Regions from separate parts of the Mus musculus genome. Here region 1 is linked to region 2. The links are chromatin loops, found by intact Hi-C in ENCODE. Cell type or tissue: heart. All regions are shown on one strand. Region 1 overlaps Coq8a (coenzyme Q8A). Region 2 overlaps Gm31986 (a long non-coding RNA gene).

Evidence for each region. Peaks named below come from ENCODE experiments on the same cell type or tissue, not always from the same donor. Only the 100,000 strongest peaks of a DNase experiment are listed, where the experiment ranks them.
Region 1: it touches region 2 in a loop (4-fold over the local background); 4 of 42 quality-filtered maps call a loop at or near these places.

Annotation. Positions count from the first base shown.
Region 1 is chr1:180,173,074-180,178,073 of GRCm38, reverse strand. Coq8a (coenzyme Q8A) reads left to right here. Exons shown (of 15, transcript NM_023341.3): 5 at 3,749-3,823. Among named protein-coding and RNA genes, the nearest start is that of Coq8a, 20 kb to the left of the region's middle. In heart, a CTCF peak has its summit at 2,752 (motif pointing left); a DNase peak (open chromatin) is centred at 2,203.
Region 2 is chr1:180,545,049-180,550,048 of GRCm38, reverse strand. The region is part of intron 3 of Gm31986 (a long non-coding RNA gene); the gene reads left to right. Among named protein-coding and RNA genes, the nearest start is that of Parp1, 21 kb to the left of the region's middle. In heart, no CTCF peak of the experiment used is centred here; a DNase peak (open chromatin) is centred at 1,998; H3K4me3 peaks cover 761 bases; H3K27ac peaks cover 1,198 bases; H3K27me3 peaks cover 4,356 bases.

The sequences.
Region 1 (5,000 bases), 370 kb after region 2:
ATTTGTCCTTGCTTTTATGCAAGTAGCCTTTGACCCTACCATACCTGTGCTCTTCTGGAAGGACATTTACATAGTGCATGTGCACACTGCTCGTCTGCGAGGTCCTGTTGCGAGTGCTTGGCCATTTGCTGCAGGGTGCTGTGATGTGGGTTTCTGGAGGTGCAGTTTATGAAGGTTTATCTGTGCTCTGTAGGTTCTCCAGGTTCAGGCAATGTAAACTACAAAAGAATAGCTTTGCTGGCTTGTTTCACATACTGGCCTTGGACCAGTGGTTAGCTAAATAACAGTTCTGGTAGGTTATGACAGTGATGGTCCTGGTGTTGAGTTGGTTAGGGAGGCCCAGGACCTTCTGTCTTCCCTTTCCTGGAAAGTATATCCTCTTGTTTGTCCATCTCTATCAGTTACTTTCTCTGCTCTCTACCATTGCCAAAACCTGTGGCAGAAGCAACAGGCAGTTTCAGAAGGTTCAGGCTGTGGGTCCTGACAGTTTCTGGGCCTGCAGTGAAGCATCTGTCATGGTGCTTGTGTATGTGGTAGCAGATTCTTCATCGAGTGTGAGAGGAACCTGCTGAGAATGGCTGCTGTTCTGTGCAGTTTCAGAGGAGGAGCTGAGCACAGACCTCTGTCTTGTGCAGGGACATCTGAGCTGCCTGTCCTATGAGTAGGCACCTACCTTCCTACATAGACAGCAGAGGACCTGTTAGGTCTTCCCCGGGGAGAAGACACCTCAGGGAGCTTTGTCTCTTTCTTTTTGTTTCTCTCCCTCTTCCTCCTGGGCTGCAGTGCCTGGGGGATGAGGCTGCTATTGGATGCCAGTATTATCTAGAAGTACACTGTTAGTACCCACGCAGAGGACATTAGCCATGTCTGTCTGTCTGCTCTATGTGGACTTTCTTAGCAGAGTGAGTGAGCCATGTGTATTAATTACAGTGGACTTTAGGGCTGAGGATGTGGTTCAGGGAGTGGAGATCTGGCCTAGCACACACACAAGACCCTGGGTCCCTCCTGAGTACAGGTGGGGCCTGGTCTACAGTGCCTGGTTCCTCAGTACTCTTGTCTGGTTGCTTATGCAGAGGCCCTTTCCAGCCACGTGTTGTAAACAAGCCCTGGGATTTCACCATGCAGAGCAGCACCAGCAGGAGTGGTAGCCTGCTGTTCCACTCTCAATGCTACCCAGCCTGCTCATGAAGGCTCCTGTGGTTAAAATCTTTGCTTTCCACCTGTGGTGACTGGTAGGGAGTGGAGTGACTGTTTCTTTGGTGACTTCCAGAGGGACCTGAATGGGGAGGCTAGGTGAGGCTCCTGAGTTACCCAGAATAGGCTCCCAGCCTGGACACAGGCCCGCTGGACCTCTGCTTTGCCTGCGGGAGAGTTCTGTGCCCTGTCACTTCCCTTCCTTGGTGGCAAAACCACTTTTAATGAGAAGTATTAGGAACTTTCTGTGTATGGGCAGTGTGCCGTCACAGGCCAGGAGGAAGGTCAGGCTGCCAACAGTGGTTCTCTCCTCTCAGTGACATGTGGAGATCAAGCCTTCTAGACACAGAACACACACAGTAGAAGAGGCAGTGCTGTGTGAGGTCCTTGGGTGCAGAAGCAAGGTATCTGAAGATGGCAGAAAAATCCCAGCCTGGAATTCCCCTTCCCAGAGTTAGTTATCCCAGGTTTACCTGGTTCTAGGTGAAGCTGAGCTGGGCAGGGGATTCCAAGAATCTCATTATACCAGGCCCATGAAGGGGAGCCAGTTTATTCTGGGTTCATAGAACCGGGGAGATCATGATCACTGGTAGGGTGAGCTTGTTCTTCCCTCCTGGTCTGCCTGCTGCAGGAGCCTGCCCCTCTCTTGGCAGCTCCTAGGTCTGGTGCAGCTACTGATGGAGCCAGAGGCCTCCTTTCTAGAATGTTCCTTCAGGCATTTGTTTAATAACTGTCTCCCCACCCCCGTGGTAGAGTTTGTGCTTTGCCTGGGAGCCCAGAAGCAGGCAGGGACAGTTTGACCCAGCGCTGTGCGGCCGGGGGTAGGTGTAGGGGGCTCTGACTGCTGTGTGTGCGGCTGGATGTCGTCTGCCTTTTCTGTGGGCGTGTCTCTAAGCTGGAAGGACTCCACAGGGACCTTGGTGACTGAATGCTGCCTGTCCTCCTTTCTTTTGCTAAGTTAGATATTGTGTTAGGTAGGGCGAGGAAGACAGTTGGCGGGAAGTTAATGTTTAATTAGGACTCTGGCTCCCAGTGCCCAGTGCCATCCAGACTGGCCTGGGTAGGCGGAGTGTTAAAGGGCTGGTGCCTGCCCCACCAGACATCCACAGTAGCACCCTATCCCAGGGCACCACCAGCATGTCTTGGTTGTCGCTGTGGCTTCTTCCAGTTTGGCTTGTTCTGCCCCATGTGTCCAATGCATGTGCCTTCCCACAGGATTTGAAGACAGTGCACACACCCGAGATGGAAAGTGCTTTCAATTTTTACATTGATTTTTATTTTAACTATGCTGGGCTAAATGCATTAGAATTCACTCTCCATGTTTCTTCTCGCCTGTTTTTTAATGGCCTCCAGAAATCTTAAAAGTCATGCATGTAGTTGACACGAGACTTCCTTTGTCACCATGGGCCTGATTGTTTTGAATAAACAAGCTGTTTTGCTGCCATGTCTTGGACCTGAGAGTGTGGGCACTTGACACCTTTGGTTCTCTTAGTGACCTCTGTGATAGGAACGGCTGGTAAGGTGGGCAAAGTAGAGCATGCACTGCCACCTAGTGGCAAATAAATATAGTATTAAATGTGTAAAAGAATTACCTTTTAATTAAAAAGCATTTAAAAAGTTACTTGAGTGTTGTGTTTTTGGTTTTTGTTTTTGTTTTTGTTTTTTGAGACAAGGTTACCATATATACTCCTGGATATTCTGGAATTTGCTTTGCATCCTTGGGTGGCCTTGAACTATGTTAGACCTCGTGCCTCAGCCTCCAAAATGCTGGGATGACAGCATGTGTGGCCACACACAGCCTAAATTTCTTTCTATACATTTTCAGCAAATCCAGCGTTTTTCTGTAATGCATTGATTATTGTAGAAAGACTGGAGAAGAGTTTCATAGCCCTTGCCCCGTCTCTGAGTGGTATGCCGTCCTGTACAGCCTTTGGGAAGGGAGCTTCCAGGAAGGTGTGGGCCCTGAGCCAGACTCCCAGGCTCTCTGCCTGGCCTCAGCCATACCTCCTGGGAGGGAAGACCCAAGGGCTATTGTTCTCGGTCACTATCAGTGCTGCCAGCATGGGAGTGGGGGGGGGGGTTCTGTTCTGGCCCCAGGGACTTCAGCTGGGACACCCCGTGTTTTTGCTGTTGTTGAACGTCCCAGGTTTTACTGCTACCTGTTGCATATCGATACAGTGATTCAAGACTACTGGATGCTCTTGCAGACTTGAGTGAGTGGCTGTCTTCTATAGTTGTATTTCCAGGAAGTGGTCCACAGACCAGGCTTGCTCTGTCTTCCTATTTGTGCTGGTTCCTTCCAATATGGAGTCTGCCTGTGTTTTCGCGAGTGTGGGTTGTCACAGGTGATGGATGAGAGCTGCGCAAACTCACAGGCAGCACTTGCTCAGAGCTGACTGTCCTACAACCACCAGTGTGTGTTCTTTCCTACTCCCTATTGGGAGTACCCAGCGAATGTTAGTACATTGCAGTGGTACCTGCCTGCTGGTCACCAGGCCTGGTACCTACCTGGGTGGTCCCAGCCACTCAAGCACCTGCTTTCTTACCCTTCCAGGTCTGGCTGTAGGTCTGGGAATTGGGGCGTTGGCTGAAGTTGCCAAGAAGAGTCTGCGTTCTGAGAACTCCACAGGTGAGCAGGGCCCTGTGTACAAAGGGTGGATGATTATGTGAGGTCATCATTGTCATTGTCCGGACCACCCCATGCCCTCCCAGAGCTTCCTCAGGCAGGAGTCCTCCGAAATGTAGTTCCTGTGGATGTAGTTCCTGCGGTTGAGTGATTGGTAGACTGACTTGCTTAGAGAGTTGGAGGATTGGAGAATTGGCGATGGCTCCCGCCTTCAGCCCCAGCTGACCCCCTCCCCCCAGCCCCTCTGGCTCCCTTAGCATGCCCACACTCTTGTTACCACCAGCATGTGCACCTCCATACTTGCTTGCTTGCCCACCATTCGTTCCTGCTCTCCTCTCCTGCCCTGCTCCCGAGGACCTATGAATTGTGATCTGCCGAGGTCAAATGCAAAGCTCCTTTGTCCCCGTGGGTAGGGATATAGGTATGGGGACAGACGTATTGTATCATTCCTTCATTGAACATGGCTCAGAGAGGCTGGGGCCATTCCAGAGACAAAGACCAGACCACCTCTGTTCTCTGCCGCCCAGGATCTGGCCCATCAGCCTTGCCTGGAACACAAGTTCAGTGACCACTTGTGGCTGTACAATCTAGAGAATGTTCTGCATTCAGTCCCCACCAAACCCGAGGGGTTTCCTGATGCTCGGATTCTGGCTGGGGAAGGAGCCGTGTGAGCCCCTCTCTGAGGGTAGATGGCTGGGAGTTTACCCAGCAGAGCCATTAGGGGTTCCTAATCGGTGGATTTTCCAAGTGCATCTGAGGTTCTGGTCCCATACTCTCCTGAAGGTTCCTCACAGCTCTCACACCCATTCACAGGACCTCTTGGTACTCATGGTCTGAGGGGCCTGAGGGGGTGTACCAGCTCTCCAGACAGCACTTCACTCACGGGGTTCTCAGGCTCCAGTCCTAGGATGGACACCTTGTGTGTTCTTGGAAGGGACCAGAGAACAGGGGATTTAGCGTGGGTATTTTTAGTGCTGGTGCTTAAGTACTTTGGGATGTGAAACCCGTGGTTTTTTCTGGTTGAGAAGCTAGCTTTCCCAAGATCCAGCACCTCCTGCCAACCACTTTCCATCCTACCTCGTCTAAGAGGAGAGAGGTCAGCCTACCTTCAAGGGCATAGCTGGTGTCCTTTTTCAGGGACTCTAGAGACTAAGGCTTCGGTTCCTTTAGCCTTGCCAGT
Region 2 (5,000 bases):
CTGAGGGTTTATATTAGTTACGATGGGAACAAAAGAACCTGTCCTTCCCTTGGCTGCATAGCAAGGAGAGAGAGCTACTTGGCAAATTGCTGCCAACAACACTTCCATAGCTGGTGAGTTTATTATGACACTGTGGGAAGACACAAATGTATTCATCTATGTTCCCAACACAGTGAAATCGTGACATATGGCTGCAGGATTGAAGTGTGCCTCCTCTCCAGCCTCCTTCATTCACTCTGCATCCATCATCCCTCAGGGATGTACATCTGTGTGTGTACATCCATGGTGCTGGTCCCCATGCACAGACCCCTGTCTGTCTGCCAGGATATCCAAGCCATTCCGGCCCCTAGCTGTCCTCGCAAGGTTGGCAGCTGTTTTGCTCACCTCACACAAATTCCTGGGCTCATGGCTGTGCACCACAGCAGTCCTCAGTCTTCTCAACACCCGGTCACTTGCACCAGAGCTCCTAGTGGCCAGAGGTGTGGCATCTCAGCTCTCTGTGTTCTGTCTATCAGTGTCTAGGAGTGATGTGTTTATAAAAAGACAGAGAGGAGGAATGTTTTGTGGATGTGTAGTCAGGTGTGGGGGAGGGGGTGCCATGCTAAGGTATCCCTTCTCCCTGAGGGACCAGCCACACGACCACAGTGTAGTATAGAATAGAGTTTATTGAGGGTATAGGGAGGGGAGTTAAGAGGGTGGTAGAGGCAGAGAAAGGGGGAGGGAGAGAGAGAGAAGTAGAGGAGTAGAGGCTGGCCATGAGCACTGGCGGCAGGGGGAAGGGGGAGAAAGTGGGAGCAGGAAGGCAAGATCAAGATGGGGGACATGCAGCCCCTTTTACCTTGAGTCAGGCACACCTGGCTGTTGCCAGGTAACTGTGGGGCGGAGCTTAGACAAAATGCTAACAGGGAGCTCCCGAGTTTGTGGAACCCAGGCCACAATGGCAGGTGGAGGGCCCTGGGCAAGACTTTTTGTTCCTTCTGTTTCTTCCCCCAACAAAAAGCACAAAAGCACCATTGTATTTTATCCAGTTCAACAACCACTCCGTGAGGGAATCTGTTTACAGGTCATTGCCCTAGGCTCTGGCTTGCCTGGGGTATAAGATACTCTTCCAGCTGAGAACCTCATTGCAATTTGCAGTGGTGCCTAGTTCCCTGTAGAGAGAGGCTGAGGTATGCTCAAGGGACACTCAGAGAGATGAAGGGCGGTGAAAGACTCCGAGAGCTCCAGGAAGCCTCAGCTCAGAGGCCACCTTCCTGCGGATTACCTCCGAGCTCTTTGGTAGACCCAGGGCTGATTAACAGCAGTAGCAGGCTTTTAGTTTCCTATGCGCCATATAAAGAGACCGACTCCAGGCTCACCCTCTGTGCGCAGTGAGAGCTTGGCACCCTGTAGGTCTCCATCTCCTCTTCTGAGAGAACACAGTAGGCACTCTGCTTTTGCCTGTGAAATGACTAGGAGCTGCTATTCTTGCAGGGTCTTTGTGATCAGGGAGGACTTGAAGAGCTAGGATCATGGAGGTGACACTGGGAAAGCAAGTGGTAAAGACACCAGCCTGTGGAGGTGTCCCTCACTCTGGGTCCTCTGTGGGACATCTAAGCAGCAGCCCACACCCACCCCAGAATTCTAGTTTTGCACGAAGACTCTTCTTTAGGACCAAGCCCCCTTACCCAGGGCTTCCACCACAGTGTCCGGATATTTGTGTGGGCTTGAAGGGAGATGTGGTCACCTCACAGTCCTTTCTCTCCCTCTCCCTGTAGGTCTGCCGCTGAACCTGTTGTTTGTAGTCCTGAGTGAGCTCTAGAACCATCAGGGGAGCTGTTTAGAAGTACCGGGCTTTATGTAATTGGCCAGAATGCAGGGGTCAGAGGCAGCCTCATTTCTCCAGCTTCTCTGATGATAGTTGCAGCCCTGTCTGTAACAGAACTTCCTGCCCCCCCCCCCCCCCCCACCTCCCGCTGCAGCCAGCATTCTGCTTGCTTTGATCTGCTCCAAGCCGGCCCGCACCAGCCTTTCTTTCGGGCGGGGCTCCTGCGCTTCTCCCTGTCCCTCCGCTCTTTGGTGTCTCACGTCTCTGAGCCCTCTCAGTACTGACTTTATACACGTCCCAGCAGACTGCTGCCGTGTGAATTACAGAGAGCAGAGCCATAGAGACTGCGCCTGGGAAACAAATTAAAACACTCAATCATTCAGCCAAGACAGGGAACAGGGGTAGAAAGACACTCAGCCCCTAGAGAGGGGCCAGGGAGGGATCCGGAGAAGGGAAGAAGTGGCTGGATCACAAGATGATATTTATGAAAAAAAGTCGCTGAGGCAGACTGAGGAGGAAGAGGAGGAATAAAGGGCGCACAGTAGGGGGCATCTGACAAAGGGTCCTAGTGATGGTTACTATGGATTGTCAATCGATAGGATCTAGAATCACCCCGGAGACAAATCTCTGGGCACCCGTATGAGGGAGTTTCTAGATCAGGTTAATTAACAGCCAGGCTGAAATGAAGGGAGAAAGCAGGCCCTTCTCTGCTTCCTGACTGTGGACACAAAGTAACCAGCTGCTTCGGCACCTGGGACTAAACCTTCCCTGCCAAGATGGACTTCATCCCTTAGAATTCAGTGAAAGTAACCCCTCTCACTTCAGAGGAGGTCTCACCATATAGCCCTGGCTGATCTGGAACTCACTATATAGGCCAGCCAGACCTCAAATCCAGAGAGCTACCTGCTTCTCCCTCTTAAATTCTGGGATTAAAGGCGTTTGCCGCCACGCCCTGAAGACTCTCCTTTTTATGTAGCTATTGTCAGGGAGTTGGTTGAAGGGATGAGGCAGATAACAATACAGTCCAATCTGATGAGGACCACCTCTGAGGAGGGGTAGGACAGAAGACACCTAGCAAGGAAGGTCCAGTATGCCCACTGTTTGTGCCAACTGGGTATGTGTGATATTAGCCAGATAGCAGTGGAGTGTTGGGTCCTGGGGAGATGGCTCAGCAACCAAAGTGCTGTGTGAATGTGAAGCTTGGAGTTCAGACTCCCAGACCGCATGCAAATGTTGAGTGGGTGGGACAGCTGCCTGTAACTCCAACCTCAGAAACTTAGGATGAGATTCTCTCAAGCAAATTGGCTAGTGAGAATGGTCTAAGAGTCACCCCACAAACCACATGAACACCGATCTCATTCAGACAGGGACAGTGTTGTGATCATAAAAAGAGAAAGGGCTATTACGATATGTTCTGGCGAGGTGTGGGGGGATGGGGTGCCTCAGTGGGCCCATACCAAGGCATTTCTTCCCCCTGAGAGACCAGACCCACACTGGTATAGTATAGAATAGAGTTTATTCAGGGCATGGGGAGGGGAGTTAAGAGGGTAGCAGAGGTGGAGAAAGGCAGGGGGAGGCGGCCATGTGGAGAGAGGGGGGAAGGGAATGTGGAGAGAGGGGGAGCAAGGGGACAAGAGGCAAGGGAGAGAAGCAGGAGTAAGAGAGGAGGGGACAAGCAGCCCCTTTTATAGGCCAGGCCTACCTGGCTGTTGCCAAGTAACAGTGGGGTGGGGCATACCTGGCTGTTGCCAGGTATCTGTCGGGGTGGAGTCCATACAACACCAGCAGATGGTGTATTGAATGCACACCCTAAGATTGATCTATTAGGGCTGTAGCTCAGATCTCGGGGGCTGAGGCTATGACTCTAAACATTTTTTCTATGTCAGTTTATAAAGGTTAAAACCACAAAACCACAATGAGCTCATACCCAGGTGCTGGAACGAGTGCTGCCTGACTCAAGTATTTTAGGCATAACAGTTCATGTTGACCTTTAATTTGATGGGCCCTACATGAAGCTTATAGTTGTGGAATTTCTTAATATTAACAAACTTCATAATATACATAACATAACAGGGTATGGGGTCACATGACCCTGCTCTGAGTCAAGTTATTCTTCTGCATCAGTGACTGGCAACAGTATGAAATAGCTGGCAGTTATGGGACAAAATGGCTGCAGCCATGCTAGGGGGTTTCAGCAAGACTCGCCATATTGGTGAGCTCTGGGTTTGACTGTCAGAAATGTTACCTTCCTGGCTGTAGCTCTTTGGGGCCTGACTGCCCAGTGTTCCTTCCCTGAAGAGCTAGACTCTTGCCCTCCACCCCCTACCTCCTACCCCTGGACCTCCCATCTATAGTCAAGGGCTCCTCAGGGCTCACCAATCAAATTTTCATTTCTTTTTCTATTTTTCCTTTTTCTTTGTTTTTTTTGTTTTTCCCTTTTTCTTTTCTTTTCTTTTCTTTTTCTTCTTTCTCTCTTTCTCTTTTTCTCTCTCTCTCTCTCTTTCTTTCTCTCTCTCTTTCTTTCTTTCTTTCTTTCTTTTTTTTTTTTTTAAGACAGAGTTTCTTTGCATAGCCCAGACTGTCCTGGTACTCGATCTATAGACCAGGCTAAGCTCGAACTCACAGAGATCATTCTGCTTTTGCCTCCTAAGTGCTGGGATTAAAGGAGCGTGCACCACCACCCAGCTCAACTTTACTTTTATACAGCGCTAAGTGGTACCCCATGAGCACCCCCAGCTCTGAGCAGAGGACTGGGACCGGAGCACAAAGATTCAACATCTTATCTGGTGAGCCAAGTGCACCTGCTGGGGGTTCAATGCATGTACTCGATGTCTTAGTTACTTTCCTGTTTCAGTGAGAAAATACCATGACCAAAAGAAAGCATTTACTTGGGCCTATGGTTTTGACGGGTTAGAGTCCATAAAGGTAGAGCGATGGCATGGTGGCAGGAACAGCTGAGAGCTCAGGTCTCACAAGCAGGAGCTGGAGAGAGCTAACAACACCAAGAATGGCTAGAGGCTTTGGAAGCCTCAAAGCCAGCCCCCAGTGACATACTTCCTCCAGCAAGGCCACACTTCTTAGTCTTCTCCAAACAGCCACCAAAACTAGAGACTAAGTATTCAAACCTATGAGCCTAGAGCCTTAGAGTAAGTACCTGGAAACTACCTGGGAGCTGCCACGAAGAAAATCAGCT